Regions from separate parts of the Homo sapiens genome. Here region 2 is linked to region 1. A link is a loop called in an ENCODE intact Hi-C map of the cell type or tissue named here. Cell type or tissue: breast epithelium. All regions are shown on one strand. Each heading gives the region's core, and the rest is flanking DNA. Links, peaks and the distances in the headings are about the cores only.

Region 1 (10,569 bases), core at 1,806-9,805:
ATTACCATGCTTCATTTACAAAAGGGACTTTCGGGGGACTGAGTTCATAAGGGGAAGTCAGGCTGGGACTGGCTTACAATTCAGACACCTCTGAGGCCTCTGAAAGCTTGGGCCCAGGTGTGACACCAAAGATGAGTTGGGACAGTCCCTGCGATGAGGACAGAAACAATATCAAGTCACACATCCTAGCCATCAGTTTATGAGCCCCCAGAGTCCCTGAGATGGTGCTGAGGAACACATATCATAGAATGGCAGGGGCAGAAGCCCGGGTGTGGTGGCTCACACCTGTAATCCCAGCACTTTGGGAGGCCGAAGCGGGTGGATCACCTGAGGTCAGGAGTTCAAGACCAGCCTGACCAATATGGTGAAACCCCATTCTACTAAAAATACAAAAATTAGTTGGGCACGGTGGCAGGCACCTGTAGTACCAGCTATTTGGGAGACTGAGACAGGAGAATTGCTTGAACCCAGGAGGCAGAGGTTGTAGTGAGTCAAGATCGTGCCACTGCACTCCAGCCTGGGCAACAGAGCAAGACTCTCTCTCAAAAAATTAAAAAAAGAAAAACAAGAATGATAGGGGCAGAAAGGGCCTTAGAGCTCATCCAGTCCATCCCCCCTTTGACAAATGGGGAAACTGAGTCCAGAGAGGGCAATAGACTTGCTCAAGGCAACTGAATAACTTATTAGGGTAATTAGAGCTAGAAACCATCTCTCCTGGATCTTTCTGCTGCCAGTGTGGATTGCTTGTGGAACCCATCACCCTGCCTGCCTGTCCTCTCTGTACATTGACTAGTAAGGCTACACATTCTCTTAGGAAGGCTGAGGGGTATCTGGTGGATAGATGGGACCGGCCTCGCTGAGCTGGAAACTGGTCAAATAAATGCAGGCAGGAGACAACCCCAAAACTAGCAGTTATTGAATATGTATCACGTGTCAGATACTGTGCTTTCTATGCAGCATCTCCTTTTGGTAGTTTAAAGATGGCTGCAATGTTTGACACACCTTCCATCAAAAGGTGAGGTGTCATTCTTAAATCAGGGCTGGCCTGAATGACTTGCTTAACCAGATAGTGGACCACTAGAATGCAGTGGAAGCGACATTCTGGGATTTCTGAGGCTAAGTCACAAGAAGCCTTGCAGCTTCTGCTTGGGGTTCTTGGAACACTTGGTCTCAGTGTGCTCCCTCTAGGATTTCAGGCTGGGAAGAGCTCCAGCCTCATGGGGAGGCCATGTGTAGCCACTCAGGTCATCAGCCCCAGCAGCCTGCACTGCTATCTGACTACAATCACATGGGAGACATACAAGCAAGAACTGCCGGTCTAAGCTCGGTCAGTCTATAGAACCATGAAAGATAATAATACATTTTTGTTTGAAGCCACTAAGTGTTGTAGTGCTTTGTTACACAGCAATAGATAACTTCTGTACTCATTCCATCCTCTCAGTAATCCCTAGAGATGGTTATTATTGTCAATTTCCACTTTACATGAGGAAATTTAGATAAAAAGAAGTTAAGTAAATTGCTCAAGGTCACACAGCTAGGTAAATGGCAGATCTAGGATTTGGCTAATCCACTAAACTCTTTCCTGCTCCCTTTCATTGAATTGGTTGAGCTCTTGGTTGCAAATAATAAAATCCACACTGGCTGGTTTAAGTAGAAATGAACAGAGGTTGGCTCACAGAATTTCTGGAAGGGCCAGGAAGTCAGAAATTTCCAGCTACAATTTTGGAGCCTCCACATAAGAATATGCCTCCACAAAGCTCCAGAACACTTGGGATGAATGCCTGGGGCTCTGCCACTGGCACCCCCATCCCTGCCAGCTGAAGAACTGGGCCCCTCTGCCATGTGGTGCCAGAATATCAATTCCCCTGCTCTCTGACACCTCTCCGTGGCTCACACTTCCTAACCCAAGTCTTCCAGGGACAGGGGAGTAAGATGAGTGATATTGGGGTTTCATGCCTACACCTGAAGGGATGTGAGTTCTCTGGCTCTGGAAACAGGACTTACCCAGGGAGGAAGGTATCAGAAAGATTATCATACATTCATTTATTCACTCATACATGTATCCTCAGTCTATTATGTGCAAGACCTCAAGGATCTCACAGTCTACATGGGAGACATACAGGTAAATCTACAATCACAAGACACCATGCCAGGAGCTTTACTAAAGGTATGTGCAGGACATGGGACACTTTGAGAGAGGGAGAAGAGACCCTCACTTAGCCAGCTCATTGAGGGTGGTGAGAGAAACCTCATGAGGTGAAGACATTGAAGCTGAACTCTGAAGGATGAGGGAGAGGCCCCAGGTAGAGAAGGAGGGAACACGCTATGTAAAGAAATGGAGATGAGAAAGGGGTGTAAAGATTCTGGGGACACAGTGGTGGATCCTGAAGCCGGGATATAGGCTCCATGAGGAACTAGAACTCAGAGTATAGGCCTTGATTGCTGAGTTAAAACAGTAGATTTAGCCCCAGGGTACTGAGGAACAATAAGAGGTTTTAAACAGAGAGTGATATGATTGGTTTTGCACTTTGGCCATGTGGGCAGGAGCATACTTGGAATGCAGACTCATAACAAGCAACTCAAGTAGGAAACTATCACAACAGATGATGGATTTCCAACCTGAAGCAGCAGGACTGGGGATCCTGTGTTCATCCTTTTCTCCTCTACTCAGCACATGTATGCATGCACACACACAATCACATACACACACTAACCTCTTCTTTGATTATGATGCATAAGGTATAACCCATCCCCAACCACTGCCACCAGTGCCACCACCCTAAAAGGAAAAGATAAAGTTGCATAAGTGAAGTTCTTCAAGCTATGGAATCTGAATCTCAGTCTCACCCCAAGACCTGTTCCTTCTTCCTCAGGGGTTCCTTCCAGAAGGGAGAGCCAGGAAATCAAATCCTTGGCTCTCCTTTACCTTCTGAGATTATAAAATGAATAAAGAGGAACACAAATGTGAACACCCCAAATCACTATCTACTAGATTTTCCCCAGAGTAAATTCAATAGTAGAAATGGCGTTGAGGCTGGTTTTAACATATGGTACTTGACATTAAAAGTCCTGCTTTCTCATGGCAACTCTACCATCCACCAACTGTGTGGCTTTGGACAAGCTATTTTTCCTATCTTGAAAGGCATACTCAGCACTGTCTTTGCAAAAATGACCACAATCCTTCAGTCCTCCCTGTAAACATGTCCTTTGCAATGAGACATTGCATCTCCTTCCATCAAGAAAGTAGAGTCGCTTTGGCCAACAGGATGTGGCAGAAGTGGCAGTGTGCCGCTTCCAAGTTCAACCCTTAAAAAGCCTGTGTACATTCATGTTCTCTTGCAGAACCCTGCAGCTGCTGAGTGAACAAGTCTGAGTTAGCCTGCTGGAGGGTGAGAGAGCTGAGGCTTCACATCCCAAGCCAGTTTATAATCAGCAGGCCTCACACATGTGAGGAGGCTCATCCTAGATCAATGAATCACAGGATGAGATGAGTCCTCAGGAACCACAATGGAGTCTTGAGCAGTAATAGTTGTCATTTTAAGCTGCCAAGTTTTAAGGTGTTTTGTTATGTAGCAATGGTTAACTGCTAGAGGTGTCAAAAGGACTTTGGCAAGTCACAACTATCATTACCTCAGAACTTCATAAAAACCCCTTGGATGCAGATTTGGCCTCCCCACTTCATGTGTGAGAAAATTGAGGATTGAGGAGGGGATGAGATTTCTTTTATGCACATGACTGATAGGCAATAAGTCTGGAATTTGGAGCCAGGCCATCTGACTACACATCCTGTATTCTTAAGTGATTCAACGACTCTTCTTGCCTTTGTCTGGCCTCAGACACTCTCCTAACCCAGGTATCAAGTCAGCATGTAGAATGGGGGAGATGTGGTCACGCTCAGTGGCCAAGCCTCCTGAGCCACAGACGTTGGGGTGAACCTGGCCTGCAGCACCCAGTTCTTCCCTTTTGCACTCTGATGTGATGCCGGGGTGTTGGGGGGCACACTTGGGGAAGTGTGATTTCAGGAAGCTATGTGGCCCTCAGAGCAGTGAAGAAAGTGTCCAATTCTAATTGCAAACCTGACAAACCACAGTGACCCTGAGTAGCTCAGATGATGGCCCAGAGCTGGGGGAAATTCTCCCTCCCAAGACCGGGGCCCTGGGGAGGCCTCTGGACTGGGATTCCTGAGACCTGGTCCTGGGGCCTCCCTGCCACTAGCTGGCTGTGTCTTTGAGCATGGCCAGCTCCTTCTCCAAGCCTCCATTTCTTTATCTGCAAAGATGCCCTCATCACCTTTAGGATTCTAAATAGCCTGACCCTGGAGCTCAAGATCCTTAGTTTCCCAGGAGTTATGTGAGATCTGGGCCATTGTCAGATTTTGAGGCTCCCAGTATATGATGAAATATTTTTTAAAAAAAGGCAAAATAGGGTGTCAAAATGATGGTAACTGTTAATGTTTATGTGGAACATAATCCCTGAAACCCCTCATCCCTGCCCAACACACTATATTTTTGCTGATTGTAGAGACAGCAGCAAAGTTTAAAGTTGATGTGTTTGCAACTATATCCTGTGCTTGAGTGGTGATCATCACCATTCTATCAGTGGCTTAGTGATGAATAGGAACAGAAACAGGGAGGCTTGACACTCACACCTGCTGTGATGTGAACCTCTATTTGGCCACCTTTTAGGAAGGAGGCCCAGCCAGGCCCAAAGCCAGTGCTTTTATGGTCATGGGTCCCGAGATGGAGCAGTGGCCAGCTCCTGTAGCCAGAGTAAACTGCCTGGTTTGCATCTGAACTGGAGTGACTAACGCTGCATAGAGGATACAATAAAACAGATCATGGAAAATTTAATGGCCCGTGGTTGGCAATCACTGAATTATTTATGCCATCTTTGCCTCTTCCGAATTCTCAGTTGCTCTTCCTCCAGCACTGCAGCCCTGGCTGTCTGCAGGCTGAGGAGTAACAGGGCCTGGGGAGATCAAGACGTGGGCACCAAGAGGCTGGAGGTTTCTGAGTAACTTTGGGCAAAAATTGCTTCCAATCTTTTGGCTTCATTTTCTCATCTGTCAGTTAGGGGGTTCTCCTCCACAATCTAATAGCAACTTAAATTTATGCCACTCTTTACATTCACAGATGATTCCCAAATTCTTCCATCCTTCCCCAAACACTATGAGGTAGGCAGAAGTGGTCTTACTATCTTCCCATTTTCCAGATGATAAGCCAAGGATCAAGATGATGAAAAGACTTATCCAGATTCAAAGGGAAAAAAAGCAGTGCAGAGAATTTCCAATTAGAGATGCAGATTGAGTACACGAAATTTAGCTTCTCTCTATGCCAAAATCGTATTTGAAAAAGTGTCAGAAAAGACATAAGAGAATGAATAAATCCCTATTAGGAAATTAAAAAAGGATGTTATCCGTGCACCAGAAACGTTGAGGAATTTCTGAAAGGTGGTAGGCCAATGAAATCCAGCTGACTGAGAAGCCAGAGCAAGGAAGTGACAAGTCAGCGTAGAACCGCACGAGGCATGTGGCTGAAGCCACAGCCCTTTATCTCAGCAGACTCCGGGAAACTCCAGTAAAAGCAGGCAGGCTATGGGGCAACCCCAAACTACTTGAAGAAGAGCTTTCCTGGTTGTCCCAGAGCTTTCTTGAATAGACGGAACAGCTGGCTTTGGCATTCACCCTCAGGGAAGAGTCACGAGAACAACTCTCAAAATCAAATGAGGGTTCTGCAGGCATTTCTGTCGACTAACCCTTCCTGACCTCCTTAGCAGACTCAGAGAAAAAAGATAAAGGAAAGGAACTCCACAGAGGAATAAACTTGGTCTGTTTGACTACAGTGTGTGTTTCTATGATCTGCATTACTCATACACAATTGATGCATAGGAGCACGATGTCAGTAACAGCAGCTGAATGCAAAGAAAGCTGAACCCAGAGATGTGGTGCCAGAAGCAACCCGCACACACCTACACTCCTCCTCATGGTCACTTGTGTTGTCTTGGAAAGGCCTGTTAAATAGTTATCCCCATTCTTGATGCATTTTGTCCTCATTTTCATAACTCAGAAGCCTAAACCCTATCTCATACCTCCTTCTATGAAGCTACTTTCACTTTTTTTTTTTTTTTTAAAGTAAAGCCTGGCCGAGTGAGGTGGCTCACGCCTGTAATCCCAGCACTTTGGGAGGCCGAAGCGGGTGGATCATCTGAGTCAAGAGTTCAAGACCAGCCTGGCCAACATGGTGAAACCCCGTCTCTACTAAAAATACAAAATTCAGCCAGGCTTGGTGGCACACACCTGTAATCCCAGCTACTCAGGAGGCTGAGGCAGGAGAATCGCTTGAACCCAGGAGGTTGAGGTTGCAGTAAGCCGAGATCATGCCATTGCACTCCAGCCTGGGTGGCAGAGTGACACTTTGTCTCAAAAAAAATAAAAGTAAAGCCTTATATTTACTGTAGTATTTTTTACTTATTAGAAAGTTAAAAATGTGTTCTTAAAATATGAGCCTTTTGTTTTGTTAGGATTATTATTTTTGTTAATGGTCTGATTATAATGTTGCAAGAAATTTGGGTAGTTTATTTCTAATTCTATTTTTCTCATTAGTCCTATTATTTTTAATATGCAGTTTTGAATATTTTAAGGATTTGGGATATATTGTATGTCAAAACTCATGTACACTAATGCTCTCCACACTTAGAAAGGAATGCCTTCCTTACTTCAGCAATGGTTGTGGCTCATGAGCTTGCATTTCTGTTCCCTATTAGCAATCCTCACTCAGACACCTCCAGGGCCCCTGTCCTGTTCAGGAGAGAGGCCTATTTTCCAAGCAGACCTGTGCAAGCGGCAGAGGGAACAATTTACCCCAGCCGGGTTAGTTAACAACCTCACTATTTATTCAAACATTCTAATGGCTTTCTGAGGATTTCCAAGTTGTTAGGAAAACAAACCACATAAAAGAGAAGGACTAATGTGAACAAAGGAACCCAGAGGAAAAACAGAGATGATGCAGCAAACAGAAGAAAATGGATGTTAATTTATTGGGAGGATATTGCATCCATAAAACAAAAGCAGCACACTATGGAAAAAAGAAAACAAGCAGAGCATGTAAAAGTTCTTAGAAATTAAAAGTATATTGGCTGAAATTAAAAAAAAAAAGGGCTGGAATGGAAGGGAAGAATAAGAAACCAAATCAGAGAAATTATATAAAGACAATAAAGTTTAGGAAGTATCTCAGAATATAGACTAAAATGTCAATATGACTTTTTAAATGAGGAAAGATTAAAAAAAAAAAACATGGAGGCTACAACGAGAAGGCCAATACTCAACTAATAGGAATTTTAGAAAGAGAGAACTGAAGTAATAGAAAAGAAGGAATTGTCAAATAACAAAAGAAAATTTTCTTAAGCTGATAAAAGATATGAATTTGGAGGTTAAAAGGGATCACTATATTATCAAGATTTTTTGGGTTACATTTGAAGGAAACCCAATTCAAAGAGCTGAAAGAAAAAAAGTGAATACATTAGCTAATCTGGCTTTAGTCTTGCCTGCATCTAGAAGTTTGAATGTTGAAAATTATTTATTCATTCTCTCTCTCCCTTTCTGTCTCACTCTCCACCCCTCCCCTCTGCTTTCCTATGTGTTGGGTTCATTCCCAGGCAAGTTCTCTATGTATAGTGACCAAGAAGGCCTCTATAAATTCCAGTCTTATTTTATCCTTGTACCAAACCCAGAGAAAAGAGCAAAATCCCCTCTCTTCCAGCATCCAGATCAGTCTGTAAAACATACACTGATTGGCCTGGCTTGGTTGCATGTCCAGCCCTGAATTGATCTCTTGGCTGGAAAGACGGAATGTTCTGATGGCCACTCTGGGGCAGGGAAAGAGGGACCCTTCATTAACAGCACCTCCAAAATCATGTGAAGTGGGTGAGTTATTGGCAGTTTTCAAGGAAAAGGGAAGCAGGCCGGACCAAAAAAACAAAGCCGTAGCCATCTGCTATTTTCACCAAGTATAGAGCAGATGTAATGAAAAAGACACACACTTCTCAAAAAATTGGGAAAGTTTCAGAACTCTAACAATCAGATGGAAGTCTTAAAACTTCTTAAGGAAAATATTTAGGATACCTAAAAAGAAACAACAATCAAAGTAGCATTTGATTTTTCATATGCAATGGGCTTGCTAGAAGGTAACAGAGCAATGTCTACAAATTCTGAAGGGAAATCATTTGGAATCTCTTATACAAGTGTGAAGGCATAGTAAAGACACATTTAGAGGTTCAAGGATTTGGATTTATTTGGTGCACCACCACCCCTGTTATGCACATTTTCTGAAAAATTCCTTGAAGATATACTCTGGCAAAATGAAAACTGAATTCAAGAAAGAGGGAGACAATAGATTCAAAAATTATAGAATTAACCCAGAAGAACAATGGAAAGGAATACTAGTAGGACAGTTGTGCAGCTGACCTAATAAGCAATTAGAACAAGAAATCAGAGGGCTCATAAAAAATAACCTAAAGAAGAAAAAAGCATTAACCATATCCTATGAGTAAGAAGCTGACATGCTGGTATAAGACACTTCTAAGAAACAAGAAAAGCAAGGTATGAGACACTTCTCAGAAACAAGAAAAACAAAGGCAATTGCGAACTCTGGGAAAAACAAAGAACTGTATGTGAAACTCATGGTACAGATATAATGAGGACTAACTTGTGGCAAGAGTCTGAGCCACCAATGAAGTGTAGGAAGTCATGCTTTCTGAACTCACAGAAGCAACCTGCCATTGGTCAGGTAATGTAAGAAGAAGATAATCCATGAATGCTTTAAATTCACACATCATCTGTTTGGATCTGTATCAGGAAAAAGTGATAATTATTTCCCCATGATATGTTTGTTCTTTTTGAAAGTGATTGAGTACTTCAGTAATTTCTCTTGACAAATTATCCTAACAATGGGCTTACCTCTTTATATTATTTTTAATTAAAATGTATATGTAGATAAATTCATCTATTTGTTTAGGGGTAAGTTGCATCTTTTGATTTTTGAAAGAGAAATGACTAAGTTCTACCTAAACTAAAAACCTCTTAGAAGTATATAGTTAAAATAAAACACCACAACTTCAACTTTCAATTCTTTTCAAATTAAGGAAAGAAAAATTATGTAAAGACCAATATCTCCTATGTTGAAGAAAAATTTGCTTGAAGTTCTCTAATTCTTTGTCTCTAACTTTAGAGTTTTTCTTCTATTATTACCCAGTAAAAGTAAATTTTATATATTTTTTCTGAATATTAGTCATCACCTCTGGATAATGAGATTTCAGGCTACTGGCAGATTATGATCTTTTTTTGTATTTTTCTTAATTTTCACATTTTCTGTCATAAACTTGTATGATTCTTATAATAAAAATGAGAGAGAAATGGTAATATAACTATACATATTTTGATGTTGAAATATGTCTAGAATATTTTTAAAACAAAAAAGTCCATTGTTGAGTAGTACGTAGTGTGTGTGTGTGTGTGTGTGTGTGTGTGTGTGTAATCTGGAATTACAATAATTATTGTCACTAGGGAATAGGGTAGAGAGGGGCTAATATTGGCAGGATGTGGGTGAACAGTCTATCATATTTATCTTGTGTTTGTTCTGGGTTGCATATCTCTTTTACAATGCACACATAGTAATTAAAAGCAGTGGCAGGAGACTCGACCCCTGAGGTTCTGATTTCAGATGTGTGTTCATTCTCTCCTTTCTCTGGTGAGCAGCCATGCTCGGAAGGACAATTTTCCTTCCTCCAAGGGAAAGAACCCTCTAGAAGGAGAGTCTATCCCATGGTAGCTGCATAGAGAAACACATCCAGGCTTGATCCATGTAACCGAGGCCCAGTGGGTTCTGGAGAGAAGGAGGAAGCTGTGGGAGGAAGACTCAGACTTCCTAGGCCTTCCCACCTACCCCAAAAAGTCAGTGGCCATTCCTGGTCCAGTGAGCATTACACCTTTGTTCCCAGTCTTTGTCTCTTTCTGGGGCTTCAGATCCAGATATTCAATTATCTTCTGAAAAACCCCATTGGAAAGCTCCACAGGCATCTCCACCTCACCCTATCAAAAACTGAGCACAGTGTCTCTCTCCACTCCAGGCTCTATCCCCCCTGCCCACCTGCTCTCTCTCATTGTCTCGGTCAGTGCCACCTCCATCTGCCCCATTGCACAGGCCAGAAACAGGCACTCATCCTTGACTTCTCCTTCTACCTGCCTCCAACAATCAATCACAAAATCCCATTCATTTATAAATATTTCTTTCCTCTAGCAGGAACCCACTTTCTCTTTCTCCTGGCAACCACAGCAACCCTTGTCTCCATCAGTGTCACTTGGGCAACTGAAATTCCCTCAAATGGTTCCTCCACCTTCCCAATCCCAGTCCTACTGTTGGTCTCCTTTCTTTTAATCTCTTCTTCCCAGAGTGACCCTCTGAAAGATGCAAATCTGATCATGACATTCTCCTTATAGGGTCCCCCACTGCTCTCAGATCCTGATTCTTCTCCTTTACATGTATTGAGGGACAAAGCGCTCTATGATCTGGCTCC
Region 2 (10,569 bases), core at 1,160-9,159, 65 kb before region 1:
AGAAAGAGAATTATAAAGGAAATTATTAAGCAAGTGTGGTAAAATGCTAACATTTGGGGATTTCTTTGTATATTTTTGCAAAATATGTAAATCTAAAAGTATTTCTTATAAAGTTTAAAATATTAAAATTAATAGAAAAAAGTTAATAGACTGTACTTCTCTAATGGGTAATTCAAAATGGCTTTGTATTGGCTTTCTCATTAGAGCTGCCCTCATGCAGGATCACAGTGAGGCCTGGACATGGCCATCAAGGTTAAGGGATAGAGAAGAAAGGTGCAGTGGTGTCCGCGCCTGCCTCCTCAGTGCAGCCATGGACTTACAGGGCCAGCTTTGGTCCAGTGGGGATGGGAGGAGGGGTCTAATCTCTCCTAATTTTTCTCTCAATACACTTCCTTCCTGGAGGAATCAAAGAACCCAGTCAGACAGGGCCTGTGTGGAAAGGTGGGGCTGACCGCTCTCTCACAAGTCATGATGCACATGCAGCCAACTGGGCGCCAAACGGGGGCCTGGGCCACAGTGGGGACAGGTGTGTGGGGTCAACTTGGCCAGGTCCAGTCCTCAGAGACAGGCAATGGAGGCCTGCGGTGGAGTGGAGGTGAGAAGCCAGCAGTCTGATTTCCACTCTGCTTTGCACTAGCTGGGTGTCCTTGAACAGAAAGAAGCCTTAACAGCTCTAGATCTCAGCTTCCTCATTCATCAAGTGGTACCAATACTTTGTGCTATGCCTTCTCTTAGAGGTGGCTCAGTAGGGTCTGAGGAATGGGGAGGTACTCTGGAAACGTCATATGGTAAAGTCATACTCTAGGCCTTCAAATGAGCAGGGAAAACAGAAGCTCAACAGAGGTAGAAGTTCACTTTGGTTGTCCTCTTACTCATTTACTAATCCACCTATCCACTTATCTACCTATCCATCTCATATTCACCCCTTCACTTATCTACCCATTCATCTCATATTCACCCTATAGTCATCTACTCATTCATCTTATATCCATCTTTCCATTCATCCACTCATCTACCCATCCACTTCATATCCACCCATTCATGCATCTATCCATCCATCCCATATCCACCCATTCATTCATCTGCCCATCCATCTAATATTCACCCCTCCACTCATCTACCCACTCATCTTATATCCATTCATCCATTCATCTACCCCTCCACTTCATATCCACCCACCCACTCATCTATCTGTCCATTTCATATTCACCGCTCCACTCATCTACTCATCCATCTTTTATCATCCATCCATTCATCCACTCATCTACCCATCCACTTCATATCCACCCATTCACTCATTTATCCATCCATCTCATATCCACCCATCCACTCATCTACCCATCCATCTCATATTCACTCATCCACTCATCTACCCAACCACTTCATATCCACCAATTCACTCATTTATCTATCCATCTCATATCCACCCATCCATTCATCTGCCCACCCATCTCATGTTCACCACTCCACTCATCTACCCATTCATCTTATATCCATCCATCCATTCAGCCACTCATCTACCCATCCACTTCATATCCACCCATCCACTCATCTATCCATCCATCTCATATTCACCCATCCACTCATCTGCCTATCTATCTCATATTCACCCCCCACTCATCTACCCATTCATCTTAGATCCATCCATCCGTTCATCCACTCATCTACCCATCCACTTCATATTCACCCATTCACACATTTATCTATCCATTTCATATCTACCCATCCATTCATCTGCCCATCCATCTCATATCCATGGTCATCTACCCATTCATCTTATATCCATTCATCCATTCATCCACTTATCTACCCCTCCACTTCATATCCACCAACCCACTCATCTATCTGTCCATCTCATATTCACCCCTCCACTCATCTACCCGTTCATCTTATATCCATCCATCCATTCATCCACTTAGCTACCCATCCACTTCCTATCCACCCACCCACTCATCTACCCATCCATCTCATATTCACTCATCCACTCATCTACCCCTCCATCTCATATCCATCCATCCATCCATTCATCTGCCCATCCATCTCATAGTCACTCATCCCCTCATCTATCCAACCACTCTCCAACCACTCATATCTATCCAACCACTTATCTACCCATCCATCTCATAGTCACTCACCCACTCATCTATCCATCCGTCTCATATTCATCCATTCACTCATCTACCCATCCATCTCATATCTATCTATCCATCCACTCATCTACCCATTCATCTCATATCCACCCATCTACTCATCTGCACTTTCATCTTTATATCCATCCATCCATCCATCCATCCATGCTTTGATCCAACATCTATCCACCCATCTATCTATTCTGCATCATTCTGTTATCCTTGCATCCAGCTATCCAACAATCATCCATCAATTCATTTATTCAACATCCATCTACCCTCTGTCCATCCTTTTTCTTACTCACAAAACAGTATCTTGAGCACAGCTGGTACCAGAAACACCCAGCTAGATTCTGGCATTCAATGATAAATAGAACCATATGAGACTAGTAGCTCACAGTCTAAAAGAACAGAAAGTGTAAACTAAAACAATACACCAAAAACTACTATGAAGAATAGATAAAGTGCTATTGGAACTAGAGGTGGGAGTTGGCATGGGGGCAGCACCACTGAATTTAGTGACCTGAAAAGGAAAGCTGGAGGGTTAGTGAAATAATAGGCTGCAGACCAAGGGAGCCATGGCTGCATGTTTAAAGCCACAGCATGGCTTGGGGTATAGGGTAGGTCCCATTGGAGAGGACACAGTGAGTGGGTGGTGGGGCTGGTGAGGCAGCCAGGTGAAAAGCAGGTGAGGCCTGAGGTTACCATAGGCAGGACTTATCTGACTGGCCTCAGCAGTGCCCTCCCAGGTTGGCCATCTGTCCCTGGAGGGGCACAGCTTGGCTCCAACTCCCCCATGCCCTGGCAAACCAGAGTAAAACTGCTCAGTCCTCATGCGTCTGGAGTGATTGGAGGCCCAGCCTGTTCAGCTCCGAGTTAGAAAGCAGGGTTGGCCAGGAGGCTGCCAAGGCCACCAGGTCAGGGCCAGGGTGGGGCTGCCCAGGGAAGGCAGGAATCAGAGATTTGTGTGGCCTGCTTGGAATTCTTGGTGGTTCCCTGCCTTGGGAAGCTGCCCCTGCTCATTTGCTGACTGTGGCAGGGCGAGGTCCACGCCCCAGGAAATTGGATGTGGGCTCAGTTACCCAGTGGCTTCCTAGCTGTGAGAGGGAGGGCAGGTCATTTCGCTTCCCTGAGCTTTGCTTTCCTCATCTGTGAAAATGACAAGAGTGAGGCAAGATGGCTCTGGGCTCTTCCCAGCTCTGGTAGTTCCTAGGAGACTGACACTTGTGTGCAAGTGTGTTTTGTGCTCGAGTCTTGCCTTGCACAGAGGCTCAGGGGTCAGGCATCCCCCCACTGAGCGATATGACTCCCTTCTTCTGGCAGGCTTCTCTCCTGGGCCCCCAGATCTTCTTGGGAGTGGTGACACCTTAAGCCATGAACCAAGAGCAGTCAATTCTGTCTATTGCCCTCTTAGGTCTGCGCAGCTCTGCTGTGAGAGGCTGAGCAGGTGTAAGGAAGGCTAGCAGCTGGGAGCAGGCCCCAGAGGGAATGGGGCTTGCTGGGACAGAGACTTGAGGAGGGAATCTAAGGAAGAGCCAGAGGTCTCAGAGCTGGAGGAGAGGGCTCAAAGGGAGGGGAGTGGGACATTTAAGGTGACATCTATTGGAGCTGCCTGAGATAAACTCTGCAGATTGTATGGTTGTGCCAGAGGCCTGCCTGGGGCCTAGGGATGCTGGTTTGGGGATTTGAGTTTGATCTCCTGAAGTTTATTTTAAACCTAGCTACTGGCTGAGGCAGCAAATGAAAGCAACAGAAATCCTCAGTCAGCAGCTAATGAAACATGCACCACAGCCACCCGCCGTCGGCAAGCCCTCCTGTCTGACACCTGTAACCACTTCATCTTCCGGCCATGAGTCTCTCACCACTAAGCCAGACAGTCCTGCCCCGCAAGGAGCCCTGAGAGGTGTCACCCAGTCATAGCTGGTTTCCATCTGAATGTGCTCTGCTGGGTCCCAGAGCCGTGGGCTCTCTTCCATCTCTTCTCTCTCAGCTTCCTCTGGGCAAGGCCTCAGGCAGCCATCTCCACAGCCAGTCAGTGATGTGCTGGGGCTCCAACCAGACCTTCCTATGCAGGGTCCCTGGCCCTTCCTTGTGCCGTGGCTGCCTGGGAAGCAAGCTTTAGTTCTAGCGAGAACAGAGGTTTGTAGCTTAATGAGCACTTACTCGGGCCAGGTGCTATCTGAGTGGTTTCTGAGTACTGCTCTATTCTATCCTTGTAAGAACCCCATAAAGTGTTTGCTTTCACTATTCCTATCTGTGAGGCTAGTGTTATGTGTTGACGTGGCCAGGCTAGAGTCCACAGTTACTCAGTCAAACACTAATCTAGGCGTTGCTGTGAAGGATTTTGTAGACATGGTTAACACCTACAATTACTTGACTTTAAGTAAAAGAGTTTATCATCTGTAATCTAGGTGGGCCTGATCCAATCAGTTGAAAGGCCTTAAGAGCAAAATTGAGGTTTTCCTGAGGAGGAAGAAACTCCACCTGTGACCCATAGCATTAGCTTCTGCTCAAGAGTTTCCAGCCCGATGGCCTGCCCTACAGACCAGATTTGCTAGAACCCGTGATTATATAAGCCAATTCCTTGATGTATATCATCTACTACTGGCTCTCTTTCTCAGATAGAACATTGACTAATATACCATCTAACAGCAACTGGGCCAGTGTGACACAATTAGTAAGCGGGGAGCCAGGGTTCAAATGGAGGCAGCCCAATCTCTGAGCATGAATTCTTAACCTCTGCAACATACTATTTTTTAATCAATATTAGCACATTGCATCCACAGTTTCATTTTATTGATGAGACTTAGAAAGGTAAAATAACTTGCCCAAGGTCACACAGCTTATAAATGAACGCACTGGAACTCCAGCCCAGGTTTGTCTGATTACAGGCCTGGGCACGCTCCACTATTCTCCGTGGTGTGCTGGTAAGTGTTATCAACTGGTTCTCCAGAAACAAATATATGTATACATATATACACACATAAGTTAATATAAAGTTTATTGCCATCAAGGATTGTAGCACACAATTTACAACTAATAATAAAATATACGTATTTTTTATTATCAATTTTATCTAGTAAATTGATTCTCACAGGATGCTTTTGTTGATACTTCCTAAACTTTTGTATCTATAGTTAAATTATTATTACAATTACCAAATAAGTATAGTTCCTGTGTGAATGTTTGCTGTTTTCTTTTACATTAATAAGTTTGATAGGAATGGAGCAATGGAGGCATGAATTTCATTCATTTGGCAATGACACAAGTGACTTATTTGCTGAATTAAAGAATAGTTTTTGAATATTGGAAGAATATGTCCTCAATTCTTTTTCATGCTATTTACAATTAAAGGCTACCAGCACAACATACTTTTAAGTATAATCTACATTAACATTTTCTCCATTATTTTCTTAACTCTAGACTATCAACAAAACAATAATCAGGCTCTGATTTGTAGCATTTGTCAATTTGTTTGATGTAAATATTCCCACCATCGCTGATTTCAAGCCACCAACATGAGTTACTGCAGGAGGTGTTGAACAGAGATGCTCAGTAGCGCACCTTCATATGGTATTTCTGCCATACATATACAATAGATGTAAACAACCTCAACAGCATAGGTAATTGAAAGATGGGATAAATAGGAAGTGATGAATTTTTGGCATTCATTAGCTTTGTTTTTGTTATAATGTATTTAATTGTAAATTTGCCTAAGTTAATTTTTAATAACTGTTTGACAACCAGCTCACGAAATTCCTGAAATTTTACCAGTCCGTTCATGAACCCGTATGAGCTTCTCCTGCACACTACTTTAAGAAGAGTTCAAGGGCTTTCTCTTTCTTGATCTCCAACAGGCTGTTGGTTATTTTCCCTCTGGAAGGACCTCTTGTGCACCTGTCCTATTGTCATTATTTCTTTCCATGTTTGTCTGTGCATCAGAGTAGTTTGTTGAGGGCTGAGATTATAGATTATAACTCATTCATCTTGGTAATGGCCCAATAAACCCATAAAGTTTTTTGATCAAATGCATAGGTCAGAGATTTTCAAATCTTATTTCCAAAAGCCCAAGAATTCTGCAGAAACATCTCTGGGGTCCCCACAAGCTGACAGGAAGGCTGGAGTAGCAATGCTCCAAAAGCCCAAAGAAAGTGCCACAGAAAAGAAGCAATCAGCAAATGAGAAGGAGCTCCTGGAAATGATTATTGCTAAAAATTATTTTAAAAAATCAATTGAAAGCTTGAAATGCAAAGTTAAGAAAATCTCCCAGAACATGGAGACAATGGCATAAAGTATGGGAGGAAAAAAATATTCAAACAGGATCAATTCAGGAGGCCCAATATCCAACTAAGAGTAGGAGTTCCAGAACAAGAAAAGAAAGAAGATGGAGGGGAGGGAATTATTGCAGAAATAATTACATTTTAAAAGTCCCCAGAGCCAAAAAGGGACACCGAGTCTTTAAATTGAAAGAGCTAAGAGAATATCAAGCAGATATAGAATTGAGCAATTTAAGAATATTAAAGATTAAAGCAGATCCTGGATATTTCTATGGAAACTAGAACATCAGCTCACAAAAACCAGAACATTGACTCTGACAAATAAACCGGAATAAGGGTGACATCATAATACTCTATAGCAACGATAGAGGCCCAGAGAATAATAGCCAACACTTAACATGACGCCCACGATGTGCAGGCACTGTTCTAAGCATTTTACATATGTAAACTGGTTAATCCTCATCACAACTCCATGAGGTAGGTACTATTTTTATCTTAGCTTATTTATGAGAAAACCGAGGCACAGAGAGATTAAGTGACTTGCTGGGTTCTAGGAAATGTAAAGTTAAAATTTAAACCCTGGCAGCCTCATGCCAGAGATCGGATTTTAACCTCATCACTATATTCCATCTCTAAGTGCTAAGTCTAAATGGCTTTGAACCTAGAATTCTACAGACAGCCAAACTATCAGTCAAGGGTAAAGGAAAAAAAAAAAAGTTATATTCAGCCATTCCAGGACTCAGAAATTTACTTCTCATGCTTCCTTTCTGAGAAGTTATTGAATGTATATTTCAGCTTAGAAACCATGAGGAAGAATGTTACAGGATAAAAACTGGTAGAATTAACTCAAGGATCTAATAATGTAAAGGAATTCCAGAATGACCTGTGTGCAGCAGGTCCAGGAAACCCTTTGAACAAACAAGAATAGAGAATCAGGGACCCAGTAGAATGTCAGGAAAGAAGAGAGGAATAGATTCTGAGAAATATACAAAAAGAGGCTGGAAGATATTAGGAATATGGTGAAGAGGCCTGTGCTTCTTTCCAAAGCAAATGAAATAATCAGAAACACCAAAAGAGAAGGAGGAAGAAAAAAACCTTTGATAAGAAGTTAATGCAGCCTGGGCAACATGGTGAAACCCCGTTTCTAAAAAGATACAAAAATTAGCTGGTAGTGGTGACACACGCCTGTAGTCTCAGCTACAGAGACTGGGGTGGGAGGATTGCTTGAGCCCCGGAGATAAAGGCTGCAGTGAGCCGTGATTGTGCCACTGCACTCCAACCTGGGCAACAGAATGAGAACCTCTCTCTCTCTCTCTCTCAAAAAAAAGAAGTTAATGGTTCAAATATAAAGCAAACTAAAATTTGACGTGATTTGGAAGACTTGGTAGAGAGTAAGAAAGGACAATTCTCTTACTGTTGATGCTGGAAGCATTTGATTATTAGAGGCACAGGAGTAATGATATTGTAACCATAGAGAAGGAACTATGATCACTCACAATACACTCCTTGGGGAACAAAGTCACATAATCAACAACATAAACACTGAGCCTCATTTTCATAGACAAAATAGGAAAGGCTTAATAATAAGGACAAAATAGAAGACAAAGATGAAAGAAATAAGAAATTGGGAGATAGAGGTGGACAAAGATGGGGGGAAAATAGGAATACTAATATTCTTATCTTACCGAATGGCTCCAGAAATAGAGGCCCAGAAATATTATTTACATATGCAAAGTTAAACAATAGAGACATTAAAATAGGTACAAAAGTAGCACACATTGGGCAGAGGAAGGGAGCTAGAGATGGGGCGTATGAATTAAGTCCTTCTCCACCGTGGCTGGTCATAAATGGATGATGTGAGGTTGACTGCACACCCTGAGTTGCCCAGGACAGGCTTATTTTATACTGTTGTCCTGTGATTATTAGTTCTGTCTCTTTTCACTTTCAACAGTTTCCTGGTTGAAGGATTAATTATCTGCTACCTGATCTAAAGTTGATAAATGAAAAACATCAGTATTAACACATGACATGGAAAAAACACCAGAGGAGAAAAAACCACCAAAGGAAGAAAAACAAAAACTGTGAACAGTGATGTCTCACCGGGGGTGGGAGCACAGCAGCAGACATTTGTCAAAACTCACCCAACTCTATAATTTAAATGTGTACATTTTATGGTATATAAATGATTCCTCAATAAAGTTGATTAATCCAAATATAGTGGCCTTCAGAGATGGCAGGGGTGAGTGAGAAGCCACTTTTTATTGTTTGATTTTGTTTAAATATGGATTTTTACTTTAACAATGTTTTTTAAATTTATATTTAAAACGATATTAAAAAACAGAGTTTAGGCCTGGCATGGTGGCTTACGCCCGTAATCCCAACATTTCATGAGGCTGAGGCAGGAAGAACACTTGAGGCCAGGAGTCACAGACCAGCCTGGGTAACATAGAGAGACCCTGTCTCTACAAAAAATAAAAATAAAAATAAATTAACTAGCTGGGCATAGTGGCATGAACCTAGCTACTATGGAGGCTGAGGTGGGAGGATCGCTTGAGCCCAGGAGTTCAAGGTTGCAGTGAGCTATGATTGCACCATTGCATTCCAGTCTGGGTGACAGAGTAAGACCCTGTCTGTGAAGAAACAGTGTTGTGTGGGGGTGTCGTGTTGGATGGAGCTTAAGGCTCTACTGGCTTGGATTCTTCCTGAGATTTCAGGTCAGAATTGAGGAGCAGGATGTTTCCTCCGAGCCCCTTTTTACTCTTATGGACAAGAGGGATACTTGAGAAATGAGAGTGCTGGTTCTTATTAGATTTGCCTGGGTAGCTAAAACAGTTACCAACACTGGGATCCACCCCCAAGAGTTCCTGATTTCACTGGCGTTTGAAAAAGCCCTCTTGGTGGCTCTAATGGGCAGCCTGGCTGAGGACTACTGAATTTGGTGAGGGAGCCCTGGGTGGCAAGGCATGAGAATTCAAGATGGGAGGATGGATAGGTAAGGGGTAGGAGTCACCTAATCACATTCTCTCCCTTTACAGTGGGGAAACTGGCCCAGTGAGGGAAAGGGTCTTGCCCAAGGTGGGGTGGCAAGTCAGTGGCCCCTGGCTGAGGCTAGAACATGGGCTGCCTGACTCCTGGCCTTGTGCTCATTTCTTCACACCTCGAGGGTTCCATAGGCTTGACTTGGGAAGGGCAGTAATACACGTGCAGGGGTTTGCTGAGCACCCGCTGCCTGCTAGGCCCTATGCTAGATGCTGTGTGTGGCTTCTCTCCTTCAATCTTCCTGCCACCCTGTAACTCCTGTCTCCTATGTTATACTTTAGCTAAGAGCTGCTTAGAGAAGTTAAATGACTCACCTTATTTTGTGCCATTCTCATTAGGCTTTAACCTAATATTTCTCAACATGTGGCTCTAAGAAATATTTTTCTCTAAATTTCTTGGAATGCTTATTAAAAATGCAGATCCCTGGGCTGCACCCTAGACCTGTGGAATCAGAATTTCTGGAGGTAGGATTCAAGAAAGTACATTTTAACCAATATTCTTAAGCCCACAAACAATTGAGAGCCACCACTCCCAGGAGCCTTCTTTGCATCACTTGAGCAGACCAACCCTTCCCGCCCCAGGGCCTTTGCAACTACTGTTTCCTCTGCCTGCTGAACAACCTCATCTGCAACTCACTCTTAAGTCTAAGCTTTCCCTGGGATGTCTTTTGACTCTTTAGACAAGGAAAGGTCTTCCCATTGCACGCTCCTTTGCACAGTAGATGTTTCCTCTGTGGCACTTACTACGATGGTAACTTACAAAACAACATGTGTGATGTTTTGTTTCATGTCTTTTCCCTGCTACACTACGAGCCTCATGTCCATTGTGTCCACTGGGTTGCTCACAACTCCTGGCCCCATGCTTGGCACCCAGCAGGGGTTAAACAAGCAGTCCGGTTACACAGCCAGAGACGAGCAGAGCCGGGATTCAACCCCAGACCTGTCTGATACCGGGTCTACTTCTAAACCTGCATGGTGGACTGCCCCAGAAAAGCAACGACCCAGACCAGACATGAGGGTCCTAACCAGTCGCTCATTCTCCAGCCCCCTAAGCCACTCTGCTTATTCACAACTAGTAGTTCCTTTTGATAAATACTGATAACCAATAATTAAGGGGCCATTGAG

What was found. Hi-C counts contacts between places; a loop is a spot of excess contacts. Peaks named below come from ENCODE experiments on the same cell type or tissue, not always from the same donor. Only the 100,000 strongest peaks of a DNase experiment are listed, where the experiment ranks them.
Region 2: a loop joins it to region 1, with 18 times the contacts of the local background. A loop is called at or near these places in 3 of 110 quality-filtered maps.

What each region holds. Positions count from the first base shown.
Region 1 is chr15:70,229,774-70,240,342 of GRCh38, reverse strand. No RefSeq gene overlaps it. Among named protein-coding and RNA genes, the nearest start is that of TLE3, 140 kb to the right of the region's middle. In breast epithelium, for the core only: no CTCF peak of the experiment used is centred there; no DNase peak of the experiment used is centred there.
Region 2 is chr15:70,294,112-70,304,680 of GRCh38, reverse strand. It overlaps LOC105370878 (a long non-coding RNA gene), which reads left to right and starts at 6,795. Exons shown (of 2, transcript XR_932424.3): 1 at 6,795-6,883; 2 at 8,358-8,619. RefSeq lists enhancers at 2,986-3,487, 3,683-3,782, 3,803-3,872, 4,093-4,222. In breast epithelium, for the core only: no CTCF peak of the experiment used is centred there; no DNase peak of the experiment used is centred there.